Regions from separate parts of the Homo sapiens genome. Here regions 1, 2, 3 and 5 are each linked to region 4. A link is a contact called in ENCODE Hi-C or POLR2A ChIA-PET data. All regions are on one chromosome and are shown on one strand. Each heading gives the region's core, a stretch centred on a gene start or an enhancer-like site at or near the end of the contact. The rest is flanking DNA. Distances are from core to core; before and after follow the strand shown.

The links. Hi-C counts contacts between places; a loop is a spot of excess contacts on that map. ChIA-PET counts read pairs that join two places held with the same protein, here RNA polymerase II (POLR2A). Pooled maps may share reads with other maps.
Region 1: a loop to region 4 is called in a map of B cell, with 8 times the contacts of the local background. The contact joins the promoter of BASP1-AS1 here to the promoter of LINC02100 in region 4. A Hi-C loop is called at or near these places in 1 of 168 maps with a recorded cell type or tissue (B cell), 12 of 37 single-sample maps with no recorded cell type and 9 of 50 pooled maps. POLR2A ChIA-PET finds 5 or more read pairs at or near these places in 1 of 52 experiments (activated B cell).
Region 2: a loop to region 4 is called in a pooled map, with 6 times the contacts of the local background. The contact joins the enhancer-like site here to the promoter of LINC02100 in region 4. A Hi-C loop is called at or near these places in 3 of 37 single-sample maps with no recorded cell type and 2 of 50 pooled maps.
Region 3: a map of GM12878 shows a loop between it and region 4 (6-fold over the local background). The contact joins the enhancer-like site here to the promoter of LINC02100 in region 4. A Hi-C loop is called at or near these places in 1 of 168 maps with a recorded cell type or tissue (GM12878), 6 of 37 single-sample maps with no recorded cell type and 6 of 50 pooled maps. POLR2A ChIA-PET finds 5 or more read pairs at or near these places in 1 of 52 experiments (GM12878).
Region 5: a pooled map shows a loop between it and region 4 (6-fold over the local background). The contact joins the enhancer-like site here to the promoter of LINC02100 in region 4. A Hi-C loop is called at or near these places in 4 of 37 single-sample maps with no recorded cell type and 6 of 50 pooled maps.

What each region holds. Positions count from the first base shown.
Region 1 is chr5:17,215,986-17,218,685 of GRCh38, reverse strand. BASP1-AS1 (BASP1 antisense RNA 1) reads left to right here and starts at 1,264. Exons shown (of 3, transcript NR_027253.1): 1 at 1,264-2,609. It overlaps BASP1 (brain abundant membrane attached signal protein 1), which reads right to left and starts at 1,055. Exons shown (of 2, transcript NM_006317.5): 1 at 876-1,055. RefSeq lists silencers at 1-289, 780-1,259.
Region 2 is chr5:17,254,346-17,257,147 of GRCh38, reverse strand. The region is part of intron 1 of BASP1 (brain abundant membrane attached signal protein 1); the gene reads right to left. Among named protein-coding and RNA genes, the nearest start is that of BASP1, 38 kb to the right of the region's middle. Within about 2 kb of position 1,552, at least 5 of the 41 ENCODE cell types and tissues checked have a DNase peak (open chromatin) inside an H3K27ac peak, as active enhancers do.
Region 3 is chr5:17,316,198-17,318,983 of GRCh38, reverse strand. No RefSeq gene overlaps it. Among named protein-coding and RNA genes, the nearest start is that of LINC02111, 70 kb to the left of the region's middle. Within about 2 kb of position 1,348, at least 7 of the 41 ENCODE cell types and tissues checked have a DNase peak (open chromatin) inside an H3K27ac peak, as active enhancers do; they include GM12878, where a contact is called at or near this core.
Region 4 is chr5:18,744,783-18,747,482 of GRCh38, reverse strand. LINC02100 (long intergenic non-protein coding RNA 2100) reads left to right here and starts at 1,327. Exons shown (of 2, transcript XR_007059121.1): 1 at 1,327-1,485. RefSeq lists enhancers at 896-1,175, 1,186-1,545, 2,006-2,205, 2,396-2,525.
Region 5 is chr5:17,275,663-17,278,362 of GRCh38, reverse strand. BASP1 (brain abundant membrane attached signal protein 1) reads right to left here. Exons shown (of 2, transcript NM_006317.5): 2 at 1,529-2,700. The coding sequence ends at 2,463. Among named protein-coding and RNA genes, the nearest start is that of BASP1, 59 kb to the right of the region's middle. RefSeq lists an enhancer at 2,229-2,700. Within about 2 kb of position 1,450, at least 2 of the 41 ENCODE cell types and tissues checked have a DNase peak (open chromatin) inside an H3K27ac peak, as active enhancers do.

The DNA of each region.
Region 1 (2,700 bases), core at 15-2,514, 1.5 Mb after region 4:
TCAACCCCAACCCTACGCTCCCAGCGGGGCTGAGCCCAGTTAGGGCCGCGCGCTGTCAGGTTCAAGCCCACACCCCCCGGGCCCGGGCCGGGGCCGGGACCCAGGGCGGAGGCGCCTGGCGCATTCTTGGAACCAAAGGCTCGAAAAAACAAACTGCTCCGAGGCAGCCCACGGGTTCGTAGGAAGGCAATTCCGCCACTGACGAGGCTGGGGCTCCGATCTGCTCGGGAGGTGCTTCTGAGTGCACGTCGCCGTGTGAACCTCGTATTCCTTGGCCCCAGAACCAAGATCCAGGAGTCCCATGGGTCGAGAAAACCCGTTTGCCAAAGCAAAAAGCCACCCACTTCCTTCTGATCGGGCCAGATTCCCCATCTTCTTTCTCCCCGGACTCCCGCCCCACCCCACCCCCACCCTCCATCTTTGGCTGCTGCGCCCCTCGCCCCGAGCGCTTTCTCCCAGGCTGGTAAGGGCTCCGATGACGGAAGCGCTCCCTTCAGCCCACAGAACCGTCTCCCCGGGACTCAACGCACTGAGGGGGTTTCGCATTCGGCAATTCCTCCCGTCACCCGCAGCTCCTCTCCCCGACAGCCCCCTCCCCCCAGCTCCGTTTACCAACCTCGCCGCCCCCCTCACCCCTCCACCATGCGAGCGGCTGAAGCCTCCCACTTCTGGGCCCCCCATCACCCGGGATCCCCGAAGTGCGACGGAGCCCTCACAGAGGGACCCCAGGCCCTTGCCGTCCAATCCGGGCCCACATCCCTGCTGCCCGCTGCATGAAGGGAGAGCCCGGGGGCTGCGGGGCGGGGCGCGGCGCGGTGGGGGACGGAGGCCCCCGGGTCCGCGGCGGCGCGGGGCCACCGGGCGCGCCTCCTTACCGGCTCTGGGTGCCTATGCAGCCCCTGAGTTAGCGCGGTGCCGCCGAGAGGCCGGGGTCGCTGGCGTCGTCTGGCTGGTGCCTGGCCGCTGGCGGAGGCTCTCTCCCGGCTCGACGGCGGAGCCCGGAGCGAGGAGCCAGTTGGAGCGCTGCCGCCGCCGTCGTCGCCGCTGCCGCTACTGCCGCCGCCGCCGCCGCTGCAGCCTCTGCATTTCTCGCGCTCGCTCCCCCTCCCCTTCCTGCCCAGTGCCCTCCCCCCGCGCGTCCGCCCGCCCAGCCTCCCTCCTCCCGCGCTCCCCGCCCGCCTCTCTCCCCTCCCTCCAGCCCGGCGCCCCGCCCGTCTCCCCTCCACCCCCTCCAGCTCCATCTCCCCACCCCCTGCACTCCCTCTGCTCCCCTCCCCTCCTCCGGCGCAGACCCTCCCCTCTCCCCTCCAGCCTGGACACGCCCGCCTCCCCTTGACTCCCCCCAGCTCTGGGCCCCCACCTCCCCTCCCCTCCAGCACAGTCACCCCCATTTCTCTCCTATCCGCCATCCTGGTTCCTCCCTTCCCCCCACCTCCCAACTCTGTGCCCCGCCAACGTTTCCTAAATGCCCTCTATTCAGATCCCCCCTCCGCCTCCCCTCTCCTCTCCTCCATTCCTGCGTCCCCCTTCCCCCGCCGCGCCGCCTGGGCTGTCCGTGGACTTCTCCCACTCTCTCACTCTCTCACTCACTCTCTCTCTCTCTCTCTCTCTCTCACTCTCTCTCTCTCTCTCCCCCTCATTTATTTGGAACCGTTGGATAAGAAGTGCTCGGGCTCTCGCTCAGACTTAGGGAGCTGCCTCGAGGTGATGAATGACACCCCCTGGCACCAGCTACCCTTCTCAGACCCCAGTCCAGCCCGCTCCCGACGTCGACTACGATTCCGCTACCTCGGCTGGCAGCGAGGTTGGGGTGAGCCCCAGCTGCAGGCGCGTCTGGGCTGCGCCGCTGCAAACGAGTTGCGCACCTTGGGCGGCTCCGCACCTGCACCCGCACCCGCGGGGCTCAGCCCCGAAGGCTGCAGCTTCGGGGGAGGCGCGGTCGCCGAGGTCCAGCTGGTGGGGCGAGAGACGTCGCCCCTCGGAGGATGCTCTCGGAACTTGGGAGAGGAAGGAGGGAAGAGAAGAGGGGAAAGGGGCCGTCGATGTTTTTGATGTCTGTGCTTTAATGGAGGCCACCAATATTGAGAAGACGGGGTTGGCCGAGGCAGCCCGCACGCTGCTGCTTGCGAGCGCTCGAGTCAAAGCTAGGGCCAACCGCGGCTTGTCCGGGTGCCCTAAGGGGGCGGACACTTGGTTTAGCACCGGGACACAGAATAGCCACCGGGGTAGGAAGATGCGTTCACTTTGCTTACCTGTTGGCAAGAGGGACATACAAAAATAACGTAACGTGACATCGTTGACAACGGTAGCTCTTTGATTACACAAAAGCCAATTTTACCTTCCCGCAAAAGCCAGTTGACGCCTTTGGAACTTTTATTTGCGGCATTTTGGCGCCCTCTGGCTGTGTTTGGATCGCTTTCATGCTCGCCTGCGTCCCAGCCAAGAAAAAATCGATGGAGCTGCAGGTTGTCCTCAGGATGGTTCTGCCCTCAGGACCTGGGCGTGAATTCAGGGACAGGGTGGCCCTCCAGAACCGGAGTGACAAACTGTAACCATACTTAGGGAGGCAGACGTCAAAGGCAAGTACATCTGTATTCAACTGGGTAAAGGTAAGTGCATTTTCACTTAACAGGAAAATTAACTTATCGTAACTTTAACGTACATATTTGAATTAAGCAAAGTGGCAATATTTACTCAACT
Region 2 (2,802 bases), core at 303-2,802, 1.5 Mb after region 4:
CCAGTATATACAGAAAAATGTCTCCAAGAAACTATCAAAAGGGAGAATGAGCCTCAAAATGTGTTCTAAGTCCCAGGAGAGACTCTATTTAAAGCAACCTCAGCAGATAGTGTCTTTTCCAAACTATTTCCATCTTACTGGCTTTAGGTTAGGTAGAAAGGTTGTGATAAAGGACCATGTGCCATATTCTGTTTCACCCAGTTCACTTGTTTGGGGTTCAGTTAAATTATCAGGAAACCTTTTCCCTAGAAATATTTTTTTTTCCACCCACAGCTATAAAATCCTATATTCAAACACAAAGTAAAGCAAAGAATTACTGGAGATCCTTCCTCAACCTTAGCATGCAATTAAGGCCACAAGTCAGCCACCAGTATTTTTTTCCTATAGGCTTAGAGAATCACTCTCCTTAGAAAAGCAGCCAATATCATTCATTGTACTTGATTTTTAAAACTTGAATTTTTAAACGATTTCTGTTCAACTTGGGATTCAGTCTCGTTACAGCCACTAAACTAGCTGCTGACATTAAACAAGCCACTGTTAACCTCCCAGGGTTGGTTATTTCATTTGTAATATAAATGACTAGAATTGTATCCTTTATGTCTATAATTTTTAGTTTTTGCACAAACGTGCAGTAATAATGTATACACACAACTAGATTCTATTGAGCACTCAAATTCACTTATTTATTTGAGAAATGACACAAACATCCAGGCACTGCACTAGAAGCAGGGCACCCAAAGGTCGACCCTGACTGCCCATAGATCTTTCCATTCTACATCATAGGAAAACTATGACTCTTAAAAGGGTCAAAGGTAGCAGAGCCGATGCTAGCCTGTGAGCTAAATTCTGACAGTGTGGCCTTAAACAATTTTAACAAATAAACTACAACAGAAAAATCAATCTATTCCACAAGAGTTAGAGTAGAAAAGAACTAGGCAGGCTCCTAAATCTTTCCTAATGTAGTTTTCTGGATTCACCTTGGAATGTCCTTCAAATTGTTTGTGCTCTGAGATATGGGCCAAGGTGGAAGCTGCAAAAAAGTGGGGTGCAGGCAAGTCATGCAGATACCAGACAAATGAAGAGCATGTGAAACCTCAGATGTCAACAAGAGGACACCTCAAGATTCCCTCAGCTGGGTGCAAATTCCTTCTGATTCAAAGACCAAGTTTCTACCCTACACACTCAGCCCATGCCTCCTTCATGTGAGTATCTTGAGTTCCCTATCTAGAAACCTACTCTGGTGTGCAGGACGTTGCTAAATGAAATATACTGGTGACAGCATTAGTCTTAAGAAATCATGAAATTGCAACAGATATGTTTGAGGAAAGGCATAGTGTCTTAATAGGAGTCAAATGCAAACATTGTCAACTTGAAACAGAAGGTGGAAGTGAAAGAGATGCATTTAACATGAGCAAATTTACCTGATTTATACAAGCTGGCAAAACTCTGCCTCAGTGATGATTCTGAATGTTCTATTATTTACGTCCACAGTCAGCCTTGCATCTCTACAACTTCCTACCCTGTAACACCGTCAAGAGTGGTGAGTGATGTGTTACACGTTGCAACACTTCCTGATCGACACCAGGCATCCAACGTGGGGCAAGAGGTTTCAAAATACATAGTGGCTTCAGATTAGCACAGGTACCACAGATTCCACATGATTCTCAGATGTTAAGGAAAATACAGAATAAAAGCTTGGAAAGTAATAGTAAACTATGACTCATGAGTCTGTTTTAATGGGAAAAAAAAACCTAGTGAACTTATTATAGTTTTAAGTGGGTAGATTACTATGTCATTAATGTGAAATGGAAGGACCTAAAATAGATTAAAAATTGAACCAAAGGGAAGGAGGATTTTTGTTAGAACAGCATGTCCTAGCTCTTGTGAATCTACACCTGTCCCTCACATCTCTAAGATTTCTTCTAGAAAATAAATGGATTGAGTCACTTCATCTCCAAAATTCCAGGTATCTCAAACACTAATACAATAAATACTAACATAGAAAGATTTGCAGGTCCAAATCTTTTACATGTTTGGAACAATGGGTCCAAATAAATAAATAAATAAAATGTTGCCAGTTAGAATAAATGATCATGTAACATGAAGAGGGGAAAATATCAAAGCTACACCTTCGTCAGTTCGAAGAAAGCAGAGGGTGAATTGAAATTATCTACGACCACCTGCAAAGAGGGAACATTTACCAAGATACCCGTCAGTCTCAGAAAATTCTTACTTCCTTTGGTGTCAACTGAAATCGTCTGTCCAATGTGGGATCTCTTGCAATAAGGATATCCAACATAGATGGTGCTTTAAGATTTATTCTCTCTGTTTTTATATTGGGCCTCTTTGCCTCTTTTTTCTTATTCAAACCTAAAATGTCTTCGGATCAGTCCTAAGCATGGTACATACTAAATTTCAGTATTCTAGATGACAGGATTCATACTTTGTAATGATTCAAAGGTGGGATCTGCAAATCTTCTCCAATTAAAATCTGATAAATAAATGTGATTATTCAAAAACTGTATTGAGCACCATGATGCACTGCAGATCCGTTGCAAACTGAATGCTTTTATCAACTTACCTCCCTTTACTTATTCACACAGACTTATTTCATTGGTAACATAGCTGTGAAAGTGACAGAACTGCATTTCCAAAAAAAACTACACTAGAATCCGAACCATCATCTAAGTCAGGCAAAAGCATCTTCCTTTACTTGGAATTATGGAATCTTGATTGTGATAGGTGATCCTAGTAGATTCATAGCACTTCCCAAACTCAGTCTACAAGCCCACCCTTGTAACA
Region 3 (2,786 bases), core at 99-2,598, 1.4 Mb after region 4:
ATTACCTGGTAATAAAATTCAACAATTTAAGATAAAATTATCTATCTGCTTTACTCTTCTACTTTCTAATACCAACGAATTTTCAGGTTGGTTCATGGTTATGGTCACTCAGTCAAATGAAAGTCCTTGCCTTCCTTCATCTCAGTAATCATCGTTGCCAGACATTTAGCTTCCCATTGAATCTGTTATAAAGATCACAACACAAAAGTCACCTTCATCTTTCACTTCCCTTATGGAACCCCCCTTTTTGTGGGTCTAAAAAAAGACATCCTTCTGCTCTGAAGATCAAGAGCAGAAACCATTCTTCTTTTTTTTTTTTTTTTTTTTGAGACGGAGTCTCGCTCTGTCGCCCAGGCTGGAGTGCAGTGGCGCGATCTCGGTTCACTGCAAGCTCCGCCTCCCGGGTTCACACCATTCTCCTGCCTCAGCCTCCGGAGTAGCTGGGACTACAGGCGCCCACCACCACGCCCGACTAACTTTTTATATTTTTAGTAGAGACGGGGTTTCATGATTTAGCCAGGATGGTCTCGACCTCCTGACCTTGTGATCCGCCCGCCTCGGCCTCCCAAAGTGCTGGGATTACAGGCATGAGCCACCGCACCCAGCCTTCTTCTGGTTCTTAATTAGGGCACTATTCAGTCTCCCTAGTTTGGATGGATGGAATGGGATGGATGAAGAGAGAGAGAGATATATCAGATGGACAAGGGATGGATGGACGGATGGATACATTGATGGGTGGATAAAGCAAAAGTAAGAAAATGTTAAGAATCTGTTAAATCTAGTCGGGTGCATATACAGGTATTCATTGGACTATTCTTTCAACGTTCTGTATCTTTAAATTTTTTCATTAAAAACTTGCAAGAATAAAAGGTCATTGGTATAAACACAACAAAGGCCTTTTTCACAGTATTGCCATCTTTTCTCCTCCCAAACTACTCACGCCTTCCCATCATCTCTTCACCTGACACTGCCTTCTTCTTCTCGTCCCAGGCAACAAGGAAGTAAAACAGTTTCCTGCCTCTCACTGTGCACATTCAGAAAGTTGCTCTCTGTAGAGAGAAAATTTTGTCTAAAACAAAATTTTTACTAATAATCAACCGTGATTTTTGTTGAACTGTAGACCTCCACTTGTATTTGTTGCCATTTGAAATTTCCATAGTGCTGTTTCTTCTACACCCTTTATTGCTGAATCCGGAACTCAAGCCAGTCCTTCCCTCCTTATAAGACACACGTTCGTGCACACACACAAACACACACATTCAGTTCCCCCTCCTCCACCCCCACTCGGCTACACTGAGTCAAAGCCCAGCTGGCCCTATTAGAACGGAAAAGGAAAGCAATGAAACAGACCACACAAATATTCTAAGACTGGCTCCTTGGAAGGAAATTGAGAATTCATTGACATCTCCCCAGGGAAAAATAAGTGAAATTGTGTCATTGTCAGACACTCACATAACTAAATTAATGTGAAATTAAAATCAAAATGAAATATTCCTCTTCATGTTAAAAGTAGTTCACTTAAGTAGTCCATGTACAATTGGCCGCTCCTGCAGCACATTATTAAGTGATTTAAAAGATTAATTTTAACACAGATCACAGTTTCAGTGGTGGTTATGCTAGCATTAAGCAAATAAGCATACTGTCCCAGAAAGAAGCTGATGGTTGCAGGGCAGAAGCATCTTGTCTTGCCACAGGCAGTACAATTGCGTTCATACTTCTTGCTTCAGTTTGCAGTGTGTGTATGAGCCTTTAATTCATGAAACATTAGGAGAGGATCTTTTTCAGGAAGTGAGAACCCGAAGTTGACAGACACATAACCTCATCTAGAATGACAACTAACGAGTTCCTAAACCACAAATATTCATTTCAACAATTTGCAATAATCTACCGTGTGCATGCCAAAGCATTCTAGACAGAACAAACAGTAACAGGCCGGCCTTTGCCCCACAGCATGTTCCTCTAAAAACAGATCCATAATCAAATGCTAAGAAAATACATGCCCTCAACCCTGAAGCAAAAATGTGAATGCAAGCTACACGGGGTAATGTTCCCTCTGGACAGACACCAGTAAATCCAGTTTGCATATGAAAATCGAGGCTTCTTTGCTTCCCTGCACACGATGCTAAAGTGAAGGTCAACAATCTCTTTGACCCTGAGTTCCAAGAAGATGGGAGACTATCAGTGACAACGAATGACACAGACTGAGTCCTGGCCTCAGATGGGAATGAGTGTGGGGGGGTGGGCATGGAGACAGAGGAGGAGGATGAAGGAACAAAGGATTTCAAGCGGGGTCAGCAAACTCTTTCTGTAAAGGGGCAGATAATAAGTATTTTAGGCCTTTGGGCCATATGGTCTCTGTTGCAATGACCCCAGTTTGCTGTTGTAGTGCAAAGCTATAAGTGAATAGGTGGAACTATGTTCCAATCAAACTGTATTTATGGACAAACACTAAAACTTAAATTTTATATAATTTTCATCTCTCATGAAATACTATTCCCCCTTTTTTAACGTTTAAAAATATAAAAATCATTTCTTGCTCACCAGCTGTACCATATCAGTCAAGAAGCTGACTTTGCCCATAAGCCGTAGATTGCAGACCCCTGATTTAGAGCATTGATTCTCAGACTTGAGCATGCATCAGTCATGTACATTGATGAGAGCAAACACAAATCCTTGGGCTCTGCCCCAGCGTTCCTGATCCCACAGGTCTGGGATGAGCCTAACCATATGCATTTCTTACAAGTTCCCAGGTGATACTCATGCTACCAAGAACACAAATGGAGAAC
Region 4 (2,700 bases), core at 78-2,577:
ACCTCCAGGGGCCCACCAGGACTTTAGTCTAATTATAGGTCTAGAAGCAAACAGGGGTGTGGGGATGCCTGCTGAGGAGAATCAACATTATCTTGCCTGGCAACTGCCTCAGGGGAGGCCAACACTGTGGCCTCAGGCAGCATAGGGTTTATCTCCTCAGACAAAGTTGGAAAGGCTGATGGCAGCATGGGTTTGGGAAGGAATGTTGACATTACTGGGGATGGAGAAGCTGTTTCTTCTGGCAAAAAAGTTTCAATGGAGTTTACAAGCACAGTGTCCCCAGCATCATCAGGGTCCTCTCACATGTCCCCATTCCAAGTTGTAGGGTCATGTTCTTTTCCAATTAATGCCCTCACTTTAACAGTAGACACCTGGTGAGGCTGTGCATGCACCTCTTGTTGCAGGTCAGCCACTCACATGATAAAAGCTTGTGTCTGCTTTTCCACAATTTCAGCTTTTTCGCTAAAGGAGATAAAACTCTCATTCAGGGCAATCATAGCAGATTTGAGGCTCAGTATCTGCTTCTGAAGCTGGGAGTTAGAATTTCTGAGTTCATCATTTTCTTTCATTACTTTGTCAGGTGAACTGAGGAGCAACCAACCAACTTCATTATGTTCCTTAATTATATATACATATAGTGAAAGGTATTATGTATAGAGTCACTAAACTCCTTGCCTCTCATGGGTGGTGAATCAGGAGTGTCAAATGCATTTATTTTGCATAACTCTCTAAGCAGTTCATGCCAAGGATTGTCAGTATTCTCCATACAATTAGAAATAGAGTCCTTAGCATTTTGGGGTCTAATTATATTAAGCAGCCAACTCCAGAAACCCCAAAACCAATGAAATAACTGCATTCTTACCATTTTGTTCCTCTAGAACCATTTCTGGTACCAAAATTTGTATGAGGATTCCCTAGAGAGACAGAACTAATAGTGAGGGACTAGGTGGCTAAGTTGGCTGGACTTCCTGGGTCAATAGGGACTTCCCTAAGGGGACTTTCCCCTAAGCCAAAATGAGTCACAGCTGCAAGCTAAGGGTTTGAAACTTCAACCAATCATATAGGGAGTTTAAGCTCTAGCTGCAGTCTGATGTTTTTAACCAGTTAGGCCCACCAACCCACAAGTGGATAGAAAATAAGCTAATTCAACAGGGCAGAAAAAGGAAAAGGGGAGGGGTCATAAGGGAACATAAGCATAAGACACTCAAGCTAGAAACAGCAACCCTTCTGGGTCCCCTTCCACTGCGTGGAAGCTTTACTTTCGCTTTCACTTTACTTTTGCTTTCACTTTAATAGATCGTGCGGCTGCACACGCTTTGGGTCCATGCATTTCTCTAATCGAGCTGTAACACTTGCTGCTGCGGTCCATGGCTCCATTCCTTGAAGCCCACGAGACCAGGAACCCTTGGATTGAGAAAAAACCTTCAATTGGGAGGATACTTCTTATCTCATTTCTAGGGGCCCATCCGGGATTTCTCCACAGCAGTGAGTAATATTGGACCCCTTTCACTTGCTATTCTGTTCTATCTTCTCGCTAACAACTGGAGGAAAACACTGGGCAACTGTGGGCCACTTAAAAGCGACAAGCATGGCTGCCAGATTTAAGACACGGGTGTGAGGCTTTCCAGGAAAGGGCTCTCTAACAACCCCCAGCCCTCTGGGCTGGAAGCATTGGTGTGCCTGGAGCCAGTTCCACCTTTCCTGGGAAAAGCTGAGGGCTGGCTAGAGGCGGAAAACTATTGTCCCGAACTCCTGGCACTGACCCAGTCGAGATCATGGCACAGCGAGAAGCCTCTACTCTGCAGACACCCATGCATGCATTCTCTGCCTTCTCTGACCATGCCTCCTGGGTCCTAATGTCCTCAGAGATGACTTTCTTAAGTCCCTATCCTCTAGAATTTTTCCTAACCCTGAGTCTAAGAATCTTTTGGCTAGGAGCCTAAGTCAAATGGGGAGGCAATCCGAAGACCCTTGCACATGGTGTGCCCAGACTTATTCTTATGCAAATTGGTATCAATATACTTATACGGGACTTGTCCCTCATAACCTGTATCCTGGGCACTATCTGGGACATCAAACGGCATGTCAGTGGCTGATAGAAGGCCTAGGACATTTTCCCTTTTGTTGCCCTAAACTTACTCCAGATTGTAGAGGCTACTTTAATTACCAGCTTTCCTGCCTGGGGTCAGCGATTAGAACTGTAGAACTTTGGGCTGGGCATGGTGGCTCATGCCTGTAATCCTGGCTAGCATGGTGAAACCTGTCTCTACTAAAAATACAAACAATTAGCTGGGCGTGGTAGCAGGCGCCTATAGTCCCAGCTTCTAGGGAGGCTGAGACAAGAGAATGACATGAACCCAGGAGGTGGAGCTTGCAGTGAGCTGAGATCTCACCACTGCACTCCAGCCTGGGCAACAGAGTGAAACTCCATCTCAAAAAAAAAAAGGACTGTAGAACTTCTCGACTTGAAGCAGTCAGACGTATGGGCTGACAACAATGTAATAGACAATAGGTCCCCTGATCCAAGTCCAAAGGTCAATGAATATTCTTTTGAGGGAAAATGGGGTCAGAATTCGGGTACAAAAAGCACTGTTCCAACCTTGGTCCTCCAATTTGCCACTGCCTACTCTAAAACTGTTGTGCTCCAGTGCCATTTTCAAGGAATTTATCTTGCTGGGACAACTCCAAGCCCAGAAATAT
Region 5 (2,700 bases), core at 201-2,700, 1.5 Mb after region 4:
TTAGAAGAAGGGGAAGTGGGGAAGACAGTGAATATATAAAATATTACTTCCACCAAGCATATTTTTCTGCAATAAATGCATGGCATTTAATCAGTAACTATATAAATGTCCTCCATGGTTCACTGAATCTTTTACCACTCCATCACCATCACCGGCCCCCAAGCTATTTTGTATATGCGAGGACACGCGGGTAATTACCTGGACATTCCCCTTCTTTTTCCTTATGTAAAACAGTTGCCTGGTGGTTACTGTGTTTACAGATTTCTTGTATGCTGTGCTTTCAAGCATTAAGAATTCAAATTTATCTCACTATAGAAACAAGAACCCAAAGTGCCAAAAAATGATCATAAATACCAGTTGAACCCAACGGGTATAATACTTACATAATCCTCACTTTCACCACTTTTTCTTTCCCAATGAGGTAAGAGACAGACTATAGGCTACTCCCAAAATACTCAAAGATTTTTTTCCCTTTTTTATTTAACCATGTGTAATGTAACCCGTAAGAATGGAACCAGGTTCGTCTGAATCCATTGTGTCATTAATGTCCCTTTGAGAATCAATTCCATTACACTGGCCTTCACACATTCCACAGGACATTTCCTATGTCGGAGTTTTCTAAACTATGAAATTGTTATTCATTACTCTGTGAGTTTTGGAGAATCAAGACATGGAAGAGACATCCCATCAGTCTGTGCATACCTATGCATCGTGACATTAAATTGTCACCGGGTATGTACCCAAACCATTAAATGGGACCTTGCCTCAGAGATCATAAAGGCTACACCCTTTTGTAAGTAAAGCAAGGAAGGTCTGGGAAGGTTGGAAGTGACTTAAAACCCATCCAAGTCACTAGTGGCAAAATCAGGACCGAAATCCGGTCACCATAAAGGCCGGCTCCATGCTTGCTTCCGCATCACTGCTGTCTCATAGCACAATTCTCAGGTGGCCTTTCCTGGCTCTACCATGAATATGATAAAAATAAAAATAGGGGATGGGATAGAACAGAATAACCATTAGTGGTGCCACAATTTACAAACACAGGTTTCTATAAGATCCTGTCATTCATTTTTTCCCCAGCCTTCAAGATCAAATCTATTTATTGTCTTTTAACGTGTTTTATTCAAAATCTTTCTTCTTCTTAATTAGTTACATTTTCAGAGGGTGCATATGCATAGATGCAGTAAGTTTTCAGTTTAACTTCTTCTGAGATAGTTTACTGACATTGCCCTAGCTATTTTTTTCAACAAATAATGTTGGCATTTTTTTTTTTTTAAATAGAGGTGGGGTCTCACTATCTTACTCAGGCTGGTCCTCAACTCTTGGGCTCAAGCCATCCACCTGCCTCGGCCTCCAAAAGTGCTGGGATTACAGGCGTGATCCACCGTCCCTGGTCTATTTTTTTACTTCTATCCAAATATATTCAGAAAAATGGCCAATACAGTGCTCTGTTCTCTGATAAAGTAGTTATTGAAGGGGACTAGAAAAGTAAAACAAACAGAACAAAAAACCCAATAGTCTTTATTACTTCTTTTTAATTGTTTAACTTTATTACTGTTGCACCATTTATACAATTACATATAATTTCAATGCATCCATTGTACATTTTTTTGTTTTTTTTTTGTTTTTTTTTTCCATTTTCCAATGAGTGGTGTGTTGGTGTCTGTGACACAGAATGGAAGAGAAACTGGAACTGCAATGAACGCAGACTTTTTTTTTTTTTTTTTTTCATTTCCACTGACCAATAAACAGAACTACAGGTGCACCCAACCACGGACATGCATTAACTCGTCATGAGAAATCTAGGTAGGCTAAGTAGGATGAGAGAATGTTTGTCACTCCCAAAAATATCTGGAGAGGAAGAATGGAGGATTGGCATTGAGATCCATGTGGACAAGCTAAGTGGGCTCTGTCTGAAAGCTGGCATTCATCCACAACATTAAAAAAATATCAAAATAAGAAAGGCTGTAAATTAAAAAGAAAACACAGAAAATACTGCTCTCATAAAGATCTGATTGCCTTGGCACAGGCCCTGTGGGCAGAATCAAACGCATCACTCCCAACTCCCATTGCAGAAGAAAAGCTATTCAACTCTCAGCGGTGGAGGAGTGCATGTGGCGGCAGTTTCAGGTACAAACGATGTACTGCACTTTCAGACGCGGATCTTGGAAATCCAGGACTTCTTGGTAAAGTTGACTGAAGGTATATTAGATATTTCCCCACAAAAATACTATTTGGATTCTCCCACCCCCTCCCTCCCTTGATGGGACAACATCCTGTATTTTTCCTTGGGCAATACATATCATTACTTCCAATTTGAAACAAGTTAGTATAGGAGAGAGAGAGAGGAGAGATAGGAGAGGAGAGAGAGAGAGGAGATAGAGAGAGAGATAGAGAGAGAGAGAGAGAGAGAGAGAGGAGATTGTTTTAAGTGGTATTGTTTTTCCTATAGGCTGTCCTTGTCACTCTTTCACGGTTACGGTTTGGTCGGAATTAGCTGCCGGGGCCTCCACCGGCTTGGGCTCTTCTGCAGAGGCTGCGGGGCCCTGGGCCTTGGGTGTGGAACTAGGCGCTTCCGTGGCTGCGGGGGTCTCCTTGGAAGAGGGGGCAGCCTCCGAGCTGCCGGGTTTTGAGTCTGAAGCTGGGGCCCCGTCACTTTTGGTCTCCTGGGCGGCAGGAGCTGCGGGCGCCTCAGTCTTT